4 separate regions of the Mus musculus genome follow, and regions 1, 3 and 4 are each linked to region 2. The links are chromatin contacts, found by Hi-C or POLR2A ChIA-PET in ENCODE. All regions are on one chromosome and are shown on one strand. Each heading gives the region's core, a stretch centred on a gene start or an enhancer-like site at or near the end of the contact. The rest is flanking DNA. Distances are from core to core; before and after follow the strand shown. Region 1 overlaps Dmtn (dematin actin binding protein). Region 2 holds the start of Nudt18 (nudix (nucleoside diphosphate linked moiety X)-type motif 18). Region 3 holds the start of Bmp1 (bone morphogenetic protein 1). Region 4 overlaps Lgi3 (leucine-rich repeat LGI family, member 3).

Region 1 (3,014 bases), core at 512-3,011, 46 kb after region 2:
GCCCCACAGACCTAGAGGTAGGGGTCTAAATGTGAAATTGCTAGCAGGGAAAGAAAGTCGAATGCCATCCCAGGACCCACTTTGGGGTGGGGAGGGGTCAGTACATCACATGAAGTATGGAATAAACGCTGAAGGGAAGGGAAGACCAGCAAAGCCAGAGGCCAGAGGAAGTGAGGAGGCTCCCAGAGAAGTGAGGGAAGAAGGCCACGTCCACGGGAGGAATGGAGCTTCTGCAAAGTCCTGGGTTTGAGGCTGCAGCAGGGTGGCTGACAGGGAACAAAGGATTGTCAGCACCGGGGCGGGCGGGAGGGCCAGCGGAGGACAGGCTCTGGAGAAAACACTTGCTTCTCACTGAGAAGGGGAAGGACCGGAAGTTGGGTTGTAACAGAACAGGGCACAGGGAGGCAGCTGGTCAGAGGGCCTCTCCGTTTTACCAGGAAGGCGGCCTAGAGCGCAGGGGAGCTGTAATGGGCATTCTGGAGAGCAAAGACCGACAGGAGGAATAATGTTCTAGCACCTCACCCAGAACACCAGGCGTGGGGCGCTTCACGGAGCAAAGGGTCCCCGGGGTTGTGGCCAGACATGAAAGCCATGGTTACATATGAACAAGCACCAGCATGCCTACACACAGCCGCCACTCAGGAACCCGATTGCAAACACCAGTGGACAGAGTTATATAATAGTTGATATTTACAGACTATCATGATTGACTGTGGACTCCGGATTTCACGGTCCTGCCTTTCACCCTCACCACGCCGTCTCAGTCCTGTGAACTGTTCCCTCAGTTGTAGCATGGGTTGCATGTAGCGTGGTGAAATGAGACTTCAGTAAGTACTGGGTCAAGGGCACACTTAAGCTCACTGACCACAGTACCACTTCAGGTTGAGTTATTGTGCTCCTCTGTCCCTTCCCCTTGCCAGGCCCTCCACAGCTGGGCCCTGCCTGAGGCGCCCCCACAGCACTAGTGGGGCTCCCCAGGCTCCATCTGGGTCCTGCATCCCTGTGTGGTACCAGAGCACACAAATCAGCGCCTTTTGGGAAAGTGCTAAAAGGCAGAGCCTTAGGGACATTTGCATTTGAATGAAAGGTTTTAGCAGTGGGTGCTTTGTTGGTTTGTTTTAGATAAGAGTTTTCACTGTAGCCCAGGCTGGTCTCCAACTACTTAATCCCAACCTAGGATGACCTTCAACTTCACCTCTGGAAAGCCCGAACCTTTGGCGCTACCTAGCCTGGCTTCACTTGGTCGTGGGGATCAGCCCAGGGGCGTCATGCACACCAGGCACTAGGTAACTAAACTATAACCCCGGGCTATGAATAAGGTTCTTGCTGGGGACATTTGAGGCTGTCAGAAGGCCAGCAGGGGAAACCATTTTTTTGGAGTGGAAGACGAGAAAGGAAAGATGGGAGTGGGTGGGAAGGAGGTGTGTGGGGAGGGAGGGTGATTTTTCAGCTTCCGTTTAGTCACACTGCACAGGCATCTGCCTACCGCACCCACGTGAAGTCCCCTCACCCAAGCTAATTTCTCACATTCCTCCTCCGGGCCTGATCCCTCTCCATCCTCCGTCATGGCCCCGCTTACTTCATTCAGAACACTCCCCAAGTTCTGTAACTTCTGTGGATACGGACTAAAAGGTCAGGCTGCAGCAGGAAGGGAAGGGGAAAGAAGGGGAGGGGTGGGGGTACGGCACCATAGAGGAAGCCAGTCCAGGTGTCGGAAGACCCCCTTCAACCTCCCAGGCTCAGGTCAATAGCCAGCAGGCTTCCCATCCTTCCATCTCAGCCGCACCCACCTTCAGCTGGCCGCCCCAGCCTTATCTGAGCCACCAGCCAGGCCCCACCTCAAACCACCCACCCTCTCATTTCCACGGCAACCAGAGCTTTGCAGCTCCCCAGGATATGGGTGATAAGACTTGCCCACAGGGATCTCCAGGTTGGCACCTACCCATCCCAGGCAGGGATGGATCCAGATTAAAAGCCCTGGACTTGGAGAAATGAAATGTAGAAAGTTCAGCAGGCACAGAGATCCACCATCTCAGGTGGGGGTCTAGTCCAGCCCTTGTTTCCATCCGAAGCCACCGCTACTTTCTACTTAACACATTGGCATTTTGTTCCCTTACAGATGAGAACAAAAAAGAACTAAGAGGTGAGCTTACCCAGGGCCACCCAAAAGAAGGCAAGCTGGATGAAATTCCAACCGGGCTGAATTTAAGCCAAAGGAATTTCCTATCTTTCCAATGCATCCCCAAAGATTCCATTTTAATATGAACTTGGGTCTCTCTACCTCTCACCTGACCCGTACAGCAGGAGCTGGGAGTCAGGATTGGGTGAGAGTGTAGGATCTGGCCCTGGGACAACTGAGCATCGTCAAGCCATGCTGGAGAGTTAGTTCATGAGTTAACAGGCCTGCCATGTGGGCTAGGTCAGGCAGGTGGGAGGCCCATTCTCTGCCTCTGTTTCCTTCAGTGTCTCTGTCTTTCTTCCTGCCTTCCTTTTCCCTTCTTCTTCTTTTCTCCCTCTCCCTCTCCCCCTCCCAGCCCCACTTGCACAGTTGCTGTGGCAACAACAACGCAATGCCAGAAATAAAGACAGGCTCCAGCTAGGTCACCCGTTCCCAAAACAGCATCCTAGGGTGGGAGAAGGGTGGTGTAGTCAATAGGGCGGGAACTGGGCGCGCACTACAGTGAATGTGTGTATTGTAGGGTGGGGTGAGACACGGGACAGCAGGGTTTGGGCCTGCTTAGGCCAGTGGCTCATCAAAAGCCTTACTTAAGTCAAGTTTATCCCTGGCCTTTTCTCAGGCCACCAAGGCCCTGTTACTTTCTCTTCTCTTGTTTTCTCTCTCTCTCTCTCTTTCTCTCTCTCTCTCTCTCTCTCGCTCATGCAAATGCTTTCTGATCCTTTTCCTATTGCTTTGGACTATGCATTCCTCATACCAACTCTGAATGACACCTGTCCCATTGAACAAGATCAGGCAGCTTCAGGAGTAGATAACGGAGTCCGTCTGTTCCAGGACC
Region 2 (2,772 bases), core at 152-2,651:
GGGGAGAAGAAAGGCTGAGACCAGTCCCGGAGGGCTGAGATCGCCTGCCAGTCAAGTCTACAGAGCACAGATGTGGTTTTGTGGTGCTGGGAATTGAACTCAGGGCCTTGTGTATGCTAGGTAAATACTCTACCGCTGAGCTATACTCCCCAGTTTCACGGTGTGTGTGTTCTTGTATGTGCAGGTGTGCTCTATGGACTATGGCTTTGAGACCCTACCTGGAGAACAGGTGGGCTGCCTGGTGACGGTGTTCAGATAGTGCATGGCTTCTCCCAAGCTCTCTTGGCTTCTCAACAAGTATGGAAAAGGAGGGCTGTTACAGACCTACTGTACAGATGAGGACATTGAGGCCACCCAGGGCACAGAGCACGTCAGTCAGCAGAGGCTGGATGTCTGGCTTTTAAACTCCAGAGCTTTGTCAGTACCATCAAGCCACTGTCCCCCAAAGGAGGTACACAGAGCCAGCAGTGGGGGAGGAAAGGGAAGTCTGGGATGGGGTGAGGAGCCCAGACTTGGCCTGCTTTGTGGATTCCTCTCAGCTGGCCCTGCCTTCCTGTCCTGAGTGGAGGTTAAAGAAGCTCAGAGGAAGAAAGGTCAGGCTGGGAGAGAAGCAGGAGCTGGCCAAAACAACCCACACCCTGTTCCTCATGACCAGGCCCTGGACGCTGGGTAGGAGGGCACCACCCCTGCCCTCTAAAGATGGAGTCTGTTTCAGAAGCCTGGGAAAAGCATTGGGCACAGGATCGGATGCAGGCTACAGTGCTGACTTCAATCTCCCTTTCATTCATCCCCCCCCCCCTTAGCTTCTTCTCATCCCCAGCCTTGTCCCACCTTGACCACCTGTCCCATCCCTCCTCTGAGGCTTGTCAATCACGTTCCCCATCCCCCACCCCACCCCCAAACCAATCCTTTAGCCTCGGACTCTTAAAATGCCCTGTGTCCATCGACCTAGACAGATCAGAATTTCTAACGCAACGTTATGTGCCTGAGCCATACCACATTCAGAGCATTTTAACGAAGTCAGAAAGTTATTTGGGGCCTATTCGTCGTGAGCACTTCTGTGGTTCGTTTATGATAAAAGCTGGACAGTGGGAGCGAACGGCGGAGTCTGGGCTTCCGTAATGTCATCGGACGAGTGACGCCATCGACCCTGGTCACAGTGGTGTTCATCACCCTACAGGCAGGATGACATCACCGTCGGAACCCGCGCGGACAAGTGCGTGCTGGGTGAATTAGCTAATCGCTAGGGAGAGTGTGAAGTGAGGCTGAAACCCAGGAGAGGAGGGGGCAGAGGGAGGATCCCGGCGCCCCGCCCTCCCGATAACCGCTGCGAGCTGGCCAATCCGGGCAGGCCGCAGTGACGCGCAGCCTATCAGCGACCAGGTCTCTCCCGGAGGTTCCGTGTTAGTCTTGGCCCTCAAGTCAGGGGAGGGGGCGAGGGCGCCGCGGCCCACCGCAGCTCAGGTCCCGGCCGCTTGCCTCCGGGGGTCTGGCAGGTCCCGGCTTGCCACCTCCCCGGAGACTTGATGGCCACGGAGGGCCTGGCAGGGGCGCTTGCCACCGTGCTGGGGGGAAAGGGGTTGCTGGTGCAGAGCTGTGACTCGGAGCCGGCTGGGAAGCCGCTGTTTCCCGTGCGGCTGCGGAAGAATGTCTGCTACGTGGTGCTGGCCGTGTTCCTCAACGAGCAGGTGAGCGTCCGACCGGCCGCTGGCCTTCGGCTGGTCTCGGGAGCGTGCCGCCTGCCCTGATCTGAACAGGCGAGCCAACGGCCGCTGCCTGTATGTGGCGCTTCCCAATGTTGCAAAGCACTCTCAACACTAGCAGCTGAGCTGAGATCGTCCTTCTGTAGACTCTATAATATGGAAGGAGAAGCCGAGGTCCCGGGGCGGTTTATCTCATCCACTAGACCTCGCCCCCCACCAGGAGAGGCCTGTAATATGCCCCCTTCCTTTCCAGGAGTCTAGACTCTCCCGGCGCCTCGGGAGAGTAATGGGGAGCTTACATGCAGGCCTCCGATCCTGTGAGAGTTCTTTTTAGTGATCACTTCTGCACAAGTCAGCGTTATAAAATCCTGGCCAAGAAGGGGTAGGTTGGTATAGGGGTGGAGCTAAGTTTCAAAGCCTCAGACCCTAGATTGAGGACTTGACACAGGCGGTTTGTAAGTCCCATGGGAACAAGAGCAAGACAGTGGCATAAATGAGTCAGTATAGGAGTGGTGGCAACCTTCAGGAGGAAGCCTCCTAGAGCAACGCCCAAGGTCCTCAGCCCCTTTCTACAACAGAAGTCCCTCTGGGTTTGAGTTACAGCAAAGCGGAGACAGCCACTGCTTTCAGCCATATCAGGGCCTGACTCCTGAGGATCCAGCATCCTAAAGGTGTCTGTCTACCAAGAAGGGAGCTTTGGGCTGCCATCCAGGTAGGGGCTACTCTTCTGAAGCCCCCAGACTGGCTGGGTAGGAGTGAAGATTGTCTCACTTCCCTCCCTCCCAGGATGAGGTGTTGATGATACAGGAGGCCAAGAGGGAATGCCGGGGGACATGGTACCTCCCTGCAGGAAGAATGGAACCAGGAGAAACCATCGTGGAGGCCATGCAGCGGGAGGTGAAGGAGGAGGCAGGGCTGCTCTGTGAGCCAGTGACACTGCTGTCCGTGGAGGAGAGGGGCGCCTCCTGGATCCGCTTTGTGTTCCTCGCTCGACCAACAGGTATCCCCCACCTAGTGACATTTCTCACGGTCCCTCATCCATAGCCAGCCATACTGTGGGCTTCTGCTT
Region 3 (2,989 bases), core at 51-2,550, 58 kb before region 2:
ACACACACACACACACACACACACACACACTAGAAGCCCTGACTTGACTAATTAGCCTCAGGTGTCTGTAGGGCGAGAGAGCTGATGTAGAATATCTGAGACCTCTTTGTGAGACTCATTTGCTAACCTAACTGAGCTCTGGCAAAGCTCTCCTGGCACACAAAGGCACAGGTAAGTCCCCCTGTGCCCCCCAAGCCCCCACCCCTGCCGCCAATTTCTCTGACTTTGACAGCTGTCTCTTGAGTGTTCAGAGAGCTCCTGCTGCTGGCTAGATTCATAGGATTGCCTATGAAGAAGTATTCCATAGAACCTCCTGAAAAACTTTCTCCTTCCACTGGGCTGAGAAGCCGGGAAAATCTATCCCTTTGGAGCTGCAGGCCTTCTTTCTGGGCATCAAACCAGACAGATGTGCTGTGCGGCACTATGGCAAACAGACAAGCAGGCAAACACCAGTATTCCACAAAGCAGGAGGGATAGGGGAGAAGGGACACGGACGGACGGACGGACGGACACACACACACACACACACACACACACACACACACACACAGTTTGGCCAGTAAAGTTTCCCGGTGGAGAAAAAGCCTCCTTGCCAGCGGGATTCGCTGGGACCGAGGGAGGTTTCCCCAGGATTCCTCTGTGAAGGCGAACGGCAGCCGCAGCAGTTTCCACAAACAGCAGCAAAACTTCAGTCCTAAAAGTCCCCCAAACTTCCCCCTCCCTTTCTCCCTCGGTCTTTTGTTCCCCCACTGCATTGCCAACCAAGCAGCTCCCAGCTTCCCACACTGGACTGTCCTCCCCCAACCCCAACTACAACCCCAACCCCAACCCCTGCCCGGCCGGGAGCCTCGATCCCAGCCTGCCCACGCCCGGCTTCCGTGCGCCCTGGGGGAGCCGGGGGTCGCTCACCCGCCTTGCAAGGGTCTTTGTAGTTGAGGAGCTCCGGGGCGTCCTCCTCGCCCAGGTCGTAGGTGTAGTCGGCCAAGTCCAGCGGCCGGCCGGCGCGCGGGAGCAGCAGCAGCAGCAGTAGCAGCGGCAGCGACAGCAGCGGCAGCGGCGGGCGGGCCACGCCGGGCATGCTGGCGGGCGGCGGTGGCGGTGGCGGTCGCGCCCGGACGCGGGAGCGGGGCGACGGGGAAGGGAGCGCTGAAGGCGAAGGGGAGGCGCTCTCCCCCCGAGGCCACCTCTTCCCGTCCCGTTTCCTGTCTCCCGCCCCCCGCTCGGCCCGGCTCTCTCCGGCCCTGGGCTCCGGCGTCCCCTCGCCCTCCTCTCGGTCGCTCCCTTTCTTTTCTCGCCGCCCTCCCACTCCCCACCCCACCCCCCCTTTTAGGGAAATGAGCTCGCTGGAGGGCGGGTTTTCGCCCAGCTCAGCCCCCCTCGGGGCCGGGACCGTGCTCGGCCGGGCCGGGAAGCACGCCAGCCGGGCGGGGAGGACGAGAGTAGCACCGCCCGCCCCGGAGGGGAATCCGCTGCCTGGGACTGGGGCAGGGGCCGGGGAGGGGGCGCGGGCCAGGGATGCCCGGAGGCACCGCTCCGCGAGGGGCCCCCTACAGGCCGCTGTCCTGTACCAGGCGGAGTGCCTCCGGGCACGGGACACGCTGTCAGGTCCGTTCCTTCCTCTTAGACACTGGATCAGCGATCGATCGTTCTCTCCCAGAGACTCCAGAGTCTGTCTGTCTTAGATCTCGGCTCTCTCGCTTCTCACTGTCTCTCTGTCTAGCTGTCTCCCTGCCTGTCTCTGTCGCTGTCCTTCCTTGTGGACACACCGCTGGAGGGCGCCTAACACCCGTGTATGGCACCCAGGTCCCGTCCTCTGTCCCTGCCTTTTGCTCTGTTCCCCATTACCTGGGGTAGGACCAAACCTCCATCACTCTTAGAAAGGACGTGGCAAAGCGCCCCAACTCTCCAAACCCTCTCCTTCCTAGGACGGCTTCTGCTAGAAGCCGAGCTGAGAAAATGTGAAAGAAAAGAAGCGCCACTCTTTGTTTTCCAATCAGGCTGCTTTATTCTTTTGTGATAGGATCCCCCTGGCCCGTAGGAGAGACACCTTTCCTTTACAGACTTCCACCGGTTTCTGGGCAGGAGCAGCTTCCTGCTTGTCTGACAAAGACCCTTTGCGGAGGGTCTTTCCTGTCCCGCTGCGGTTTCTACCGACCCTGTGAAGCAAAGAACTAATGCTTATGGGGACTGAAGAAGCCACCCGCTTGGGTCCAGTGTGGGATGTGTCTGGGAACCCTCCATCCTCCGAGCTCCCGAGACCACTGACTTTAAGAGATACCTAGTAGGTCCCCTGACAAAGCAGGCAGCCCAAGCCCTGCCAGTGTTGCCCAGGCACCCTGAAAGGTACTGTTGCTCACCTGTGGATGCTAGATATAGTAGAGTGGTAGCTCTCCACACAGGGTGCTCACAGCAAGGCCTAGGAAAGCCAGGTCTCTCCCGGAAGAATCGGACTCGGAACCAGTATCATGCCCTTCCTCCTGGCCCAGCTTAGAGGTGGGTGTGGAGGGCTTGGCCTGGAAAGAACACCTACTTTCAATGTCACCTGCTTTATTTAGTGTGGGACACTAAGTTGGTAATTCTCGAGGATCAGTTTCCTCACAAATTCAGAGAGGGACTGGGTTGGATGTAGAAGCCCATAGGTCATGTCTAAGCTCAGCCAAGGCCAACAACTTAGCAGGGCCACCTGAGAGCTGGTAGGGATGGCAGGACACAGGTCCATGGAGAGAGGAGAACATGTCTGATCCAGAAACATCAATACTACACAGGGTACGCTAGTCATCCTTTCACATGTCCCTCTACTCAACCCTCAGAGGGAGACTGCTCCCTCCCTCCCTAACATACCCACCTGGAAGTTCTGGAGTTTTCTAGCGAAAGCCTCAAGACTAGGGATGCTCTCTGGAGCCATCTTCATGATGTAGCAGTAGGTTCCTGGAGCTGGCTTATAGGCCGTCAGGAGCTAGGTATAAAACCCTGGAGGTCATTCACAAGG
Region 4 (2,781 bases), core at 254-2,753, 39 kb before region 2:
CCCCTGCAGGTGTGCCCACACTTCCAAGTGTGCCTGCCCACGCCATGCTCCTTCTGCATGCACCTGTGGACACTGATGGACAAACTCAGCTGCATACTTGTGCATACCCCACCACACTTCTGATTCTGTATCTGCACACGTCTGGGGGTGTGTACGTGAGCGGACTAGGTGCTGGGCAAACCGGCGTCCTTGATACCCCGTAGCTGCTCTTCTTGGAGGGTGCCTACAGCACCCACACTTTCTCTGCTCTCCCCAGTGTGCCCCCTGTGTGGCTCATAAGGATAGCAACAGAAAACGTGACCATGGCCTCGTGGGGACAAAGCCACTTCATCCAGAAGCAATAATAACAAGAGGCAGCAGCAACTGGGTTCTTCACAGTGCAGTATAGCTCTCCTCACTAGAGTTTTCTTCCACGACTCAGTCCCAGCTCAAAGGGACACGGGTGGGAAGGCTTTCTCTGGATAGCTATTGCTTTTTCAAGCTCGGGCCATCTCCTCTCTCACCCTATCTTTGAGATGCGGATCCCAAAGTGTGATTGCTCCTTGACTGGATATATAAAAAAAAATCAGCCAAGGCAAGAATCCTGAGACAGCCTGAGCTACTTGTGTGGGCGCCAGGAACATGTTGGTCGCCCTGGCACCCCTCCATGCCATGGAGATGCCCCCCGGAGGCACAGCTCGGTGGAGGCTGGATGAGGATGGCAGGGAGGGACACCTGGGAACCAGGCCTCTGCTGCCCTCTGCTGTCCTCTGGGAGCAGCAGCCCTGAAGTAGGAAATGATCAGGCTGAGAGGATTTCTTGCGGCCTGATGCACCTGGGGATAATGCTAAGATTCCTTTGCTTCGAATAAAGTTCCACCCCACTGCTAGCTCTCAGGTGTCCTCAGATGTTTTGCTAGGAGCAGAGACAGGGTTGTGTCACCTGTCCTTGCAGTACACAGAGACCGTACCAGCTTCCTCTTGGCTCCTTTCCCTCAGATGCTGTCAAGGTCACCTGGCACTAAGGTCAGGAGTTCCTGGTGATGCCACACAGGTGCTGGGCTAAGTGATGAGTCTCTGCCACCTGGGACTGAATCACAGGCCACTGTTCCTTCCTGGAGATTATAGGCACGGACCTGCTAAGACCTAGGTCTGTCCCTTGGTCAGGATGTCTCTAAGCAACATGGCAAAGACATGCTCAGCCCTTTGCCGCCCTGGCCATCTACCAGTCGCTCCCTGAGCTCCCCACTGGACAGATGTCTGCCATTGTTACTACAACCACCAAAGTGAGGCGCCTGGGAGAGCTAGGTAATATGCTGCTCCTTCTTCTCCCCGTTTTTAACCAGCCACCAATTCCCCACTCTTTATCTCTGAGGGTTTCCAAATGAGCATCCTTCCCCTGCCCCCTTGCCGCACTACAACCTTCATCCAAGCCTGTCCTCATTGCTATGGTTTCTAGATCCCTCCCGCCGGCCTACTTCTCAGATCCTTCTGGTCTGCCCTTCCTGAAACATCTCTCCATTATGTCATCTGCTACCCAGGAGCCCGCTTTGGCTCCGAGCTCTTCTCAAAACAAATCCATGGCTTTGTGCCTGACATAAAGCTCTTCAGGACCAGGTGCCAACAGACACAGCGGCACTGGTCCCTCTCCTGCTTGTTTCCATTCTGTCCATCCCTGAGACTCCAGGAAGAGCCTGGGACAAAAGGAAGGGGAGGGGAAGATCATCAGACAGGGCTCGGGCTGAAGCAGTGACCAGGGTCACTAGGGAACCCTGGTGATAGCACCATGTTGCAAAACTGCCACGCTCAGCTGTGTGGTCTCTTTCCTTGTCATTCTTTCCACCCCCAGACTTGAAAAAATTGGGAACCCATTGCCATCTTACATGAGAAGAAACGGGGAAAGGGACAGAAATGGTAGATGTGACAACCCCAGGAGGGGGTGCTGGCATGTGTACCCCCTGCACATACACACACAGGTCTCTTCCCTTCTACTGTTCCTCACCTGTTCCCCAGGGTCCCTTTCATTTCTCGCTGGTCATATATATGTCTGTCTTAGGGTTTCTATTGCTGTAAAGAAACACCATGGCCGTGGTGAGTCTTATAAAAGGAAATATCTAGTTGGGGCTTGTTTATGGTGTCAGAGGCTTAGTCCATTGTCAGTATGGTGGGAAGGATGGTGGCACACAGAAAGACGGGGTACTGATCTGCAGGCAGCAGGAAGAGAGAGTGACCTGGGCCTGGTTTGGGCTTTTGAAACCTCAAAGCCCACTCCCCAGTGGACACACTTTCTCTACTAAGGACACACCTACTCCAATAAGGCCACACCTCTTAGTCCTTCTCAAGTAGTGCCATTCTTTGAGGGCCCTAGCATATGAGAGGAGCCTGTGGAGGCCATTCCTAATCGCTAGCACCACTGTTTTAATTCCCATTCAAACAATGTCCGTGTGCATCCCATATCACTGATCTACCACAAGAGAAGAAGAACAGGTCTGAGAACCCCAGAACATGTCTTAACCCCATGCTCTGAGCTCCAGTCTGGACCGCACATGTCCAGATGTCAGCTGGATTACTTTGCTTGATGCCAACTAGTTTTTCTGAACCTCAAATCCTACAAAGCAGATTAGCTAACGCATTTTGTAGAGTATGGGGATTCACTTCACTTGCTGAGGAAAAGCAGTGGATGGCTTTCAGATACTTACTTCGCCTGTATGTGTCTCAGTCTCCTTATCTGCAAAGTGGGTCTAATGATGCCCAAGCAGCAGGCTCATCTATCATGGGATAGGCTGGTGCATATCGGGCCCGC

Evidence for each region. Hi-C counts contacts between places; a loop is a spot of excess contacts on that map. ChIA-PET counts read pairs that join two places held with the same protein, here RNA polymerase II (POLR2A).
Region 1: a map of left cerebral cortex shows a loop between it and region 2 (3-fold over the local background). The contact joins the enhancer-like site here to the promoter of Nudt18 in region 2. A Hi-C loop is called at or near these places in 1 of 37 maps with a recorded cell type or tissue (left cerebral cortex). POLR2A ChIA-PET finds 5 or more read pairs at or near these places in 4 of 5 experiments (Patski and embryonic stem cell).
Region 3: a map of heart shows a loop between it and region 2 (5-fold over the local background). The contact joins the promoter of Bmp1 here to the promoter of Nudt18 in region 2. A Hi-C loop is called at or near these places in 2 of 37 maps with a recorded cell type or tissue (Patski and heart). POLR2A ChIA-PET finds 5 or more read pairs at or near these places in 1 of 5 experiments (Patski).
Region 4: POLR2A ChIA-PET joins it to region 2 with 14 read pairs in embryonic stem cell. The contact joins the enhancer-like site here to the promoter of Nudt18 in region 2. A Hi-C loop is called at or near these places in 2 of 37 maps with a recorded cell type or tissue (heart and left cerebral cortex). POLR2A ChIA-PET finds 5 or more read pairs at or near these places in 3 of 5 experiments (Patski and embryonic stem cell).

The regions. Positions count from the first base shown.
Region 1 is chr14:70,622,215-70,625,228 of GRCm38, forward strand. The region is part of intron 1 of Dmtn (dematin actin binding protein); the gene reads right to left. Among named protein-coding and RNA genes, the nearest start is that of Dmtn, 3.3 kb to the right of the region's middle. Within about 2 kb of position 1,762, at least 2 of the 3 ENCODE cell types and tissues checked have a DNase peak (open chromatin) inside an H3K27ac peak, as active enhancers do; they include left cerebral cortex, where a contact is called at or near this core.
Region 2 is chr14:70,576,423-70,579,194 of GRCm38, forward strand. It overlaps Nudt18 (nudix (nucleoside diphosphate linked moiety X)-type motif 18), which reads left to right and starts at 1,402. Exons shown (of 3, transcript NM_153136.5): 1 at 1,402-1,688; 2 at 2,490-2,703. The coding sequence starts at 1,527.
Region 3 is chr14:70,518,960-70,521,948 of GRCm38, forward strand. Bmp1 (bone morphogenetic protein 1) reads right to left here and starts at 1,301. Exons shown (of 20, transcript NM_009755.3): 1 at 910-1,301. The coding sequence starts at 1,078. It overlaps Sftpc (surfactant associated protein C), which reads right to left. Exons shown (of 6, transcript NM_011359.2): 4 at 2,846-2,956; 5 at 2,358-2,513; 6 at 1,982-2,156. The coding sequence ends at 2,367.
Region 4 is chr14:70,537,457-70,540,237 of GRCm38, forward strand. Lgi3 (leucine-rich repeat LGI family, member 3) reads left to right here. Exons shown (of 8, transcript NM_145219.4): 8 at 1-868. Among named protein-coding and RNA genes, the nearest start is that of Reep4, 6.4 kb to the right of the region's middle. Within about 2 kb of position 1,504, at least 1 of the 3 ENCODE cell types and tissues checked has a DNase peak (open chromatin) inside an H3K27ac peak, as active enhancers do; it is left cerebral cortex, where a contact is called at or near this core.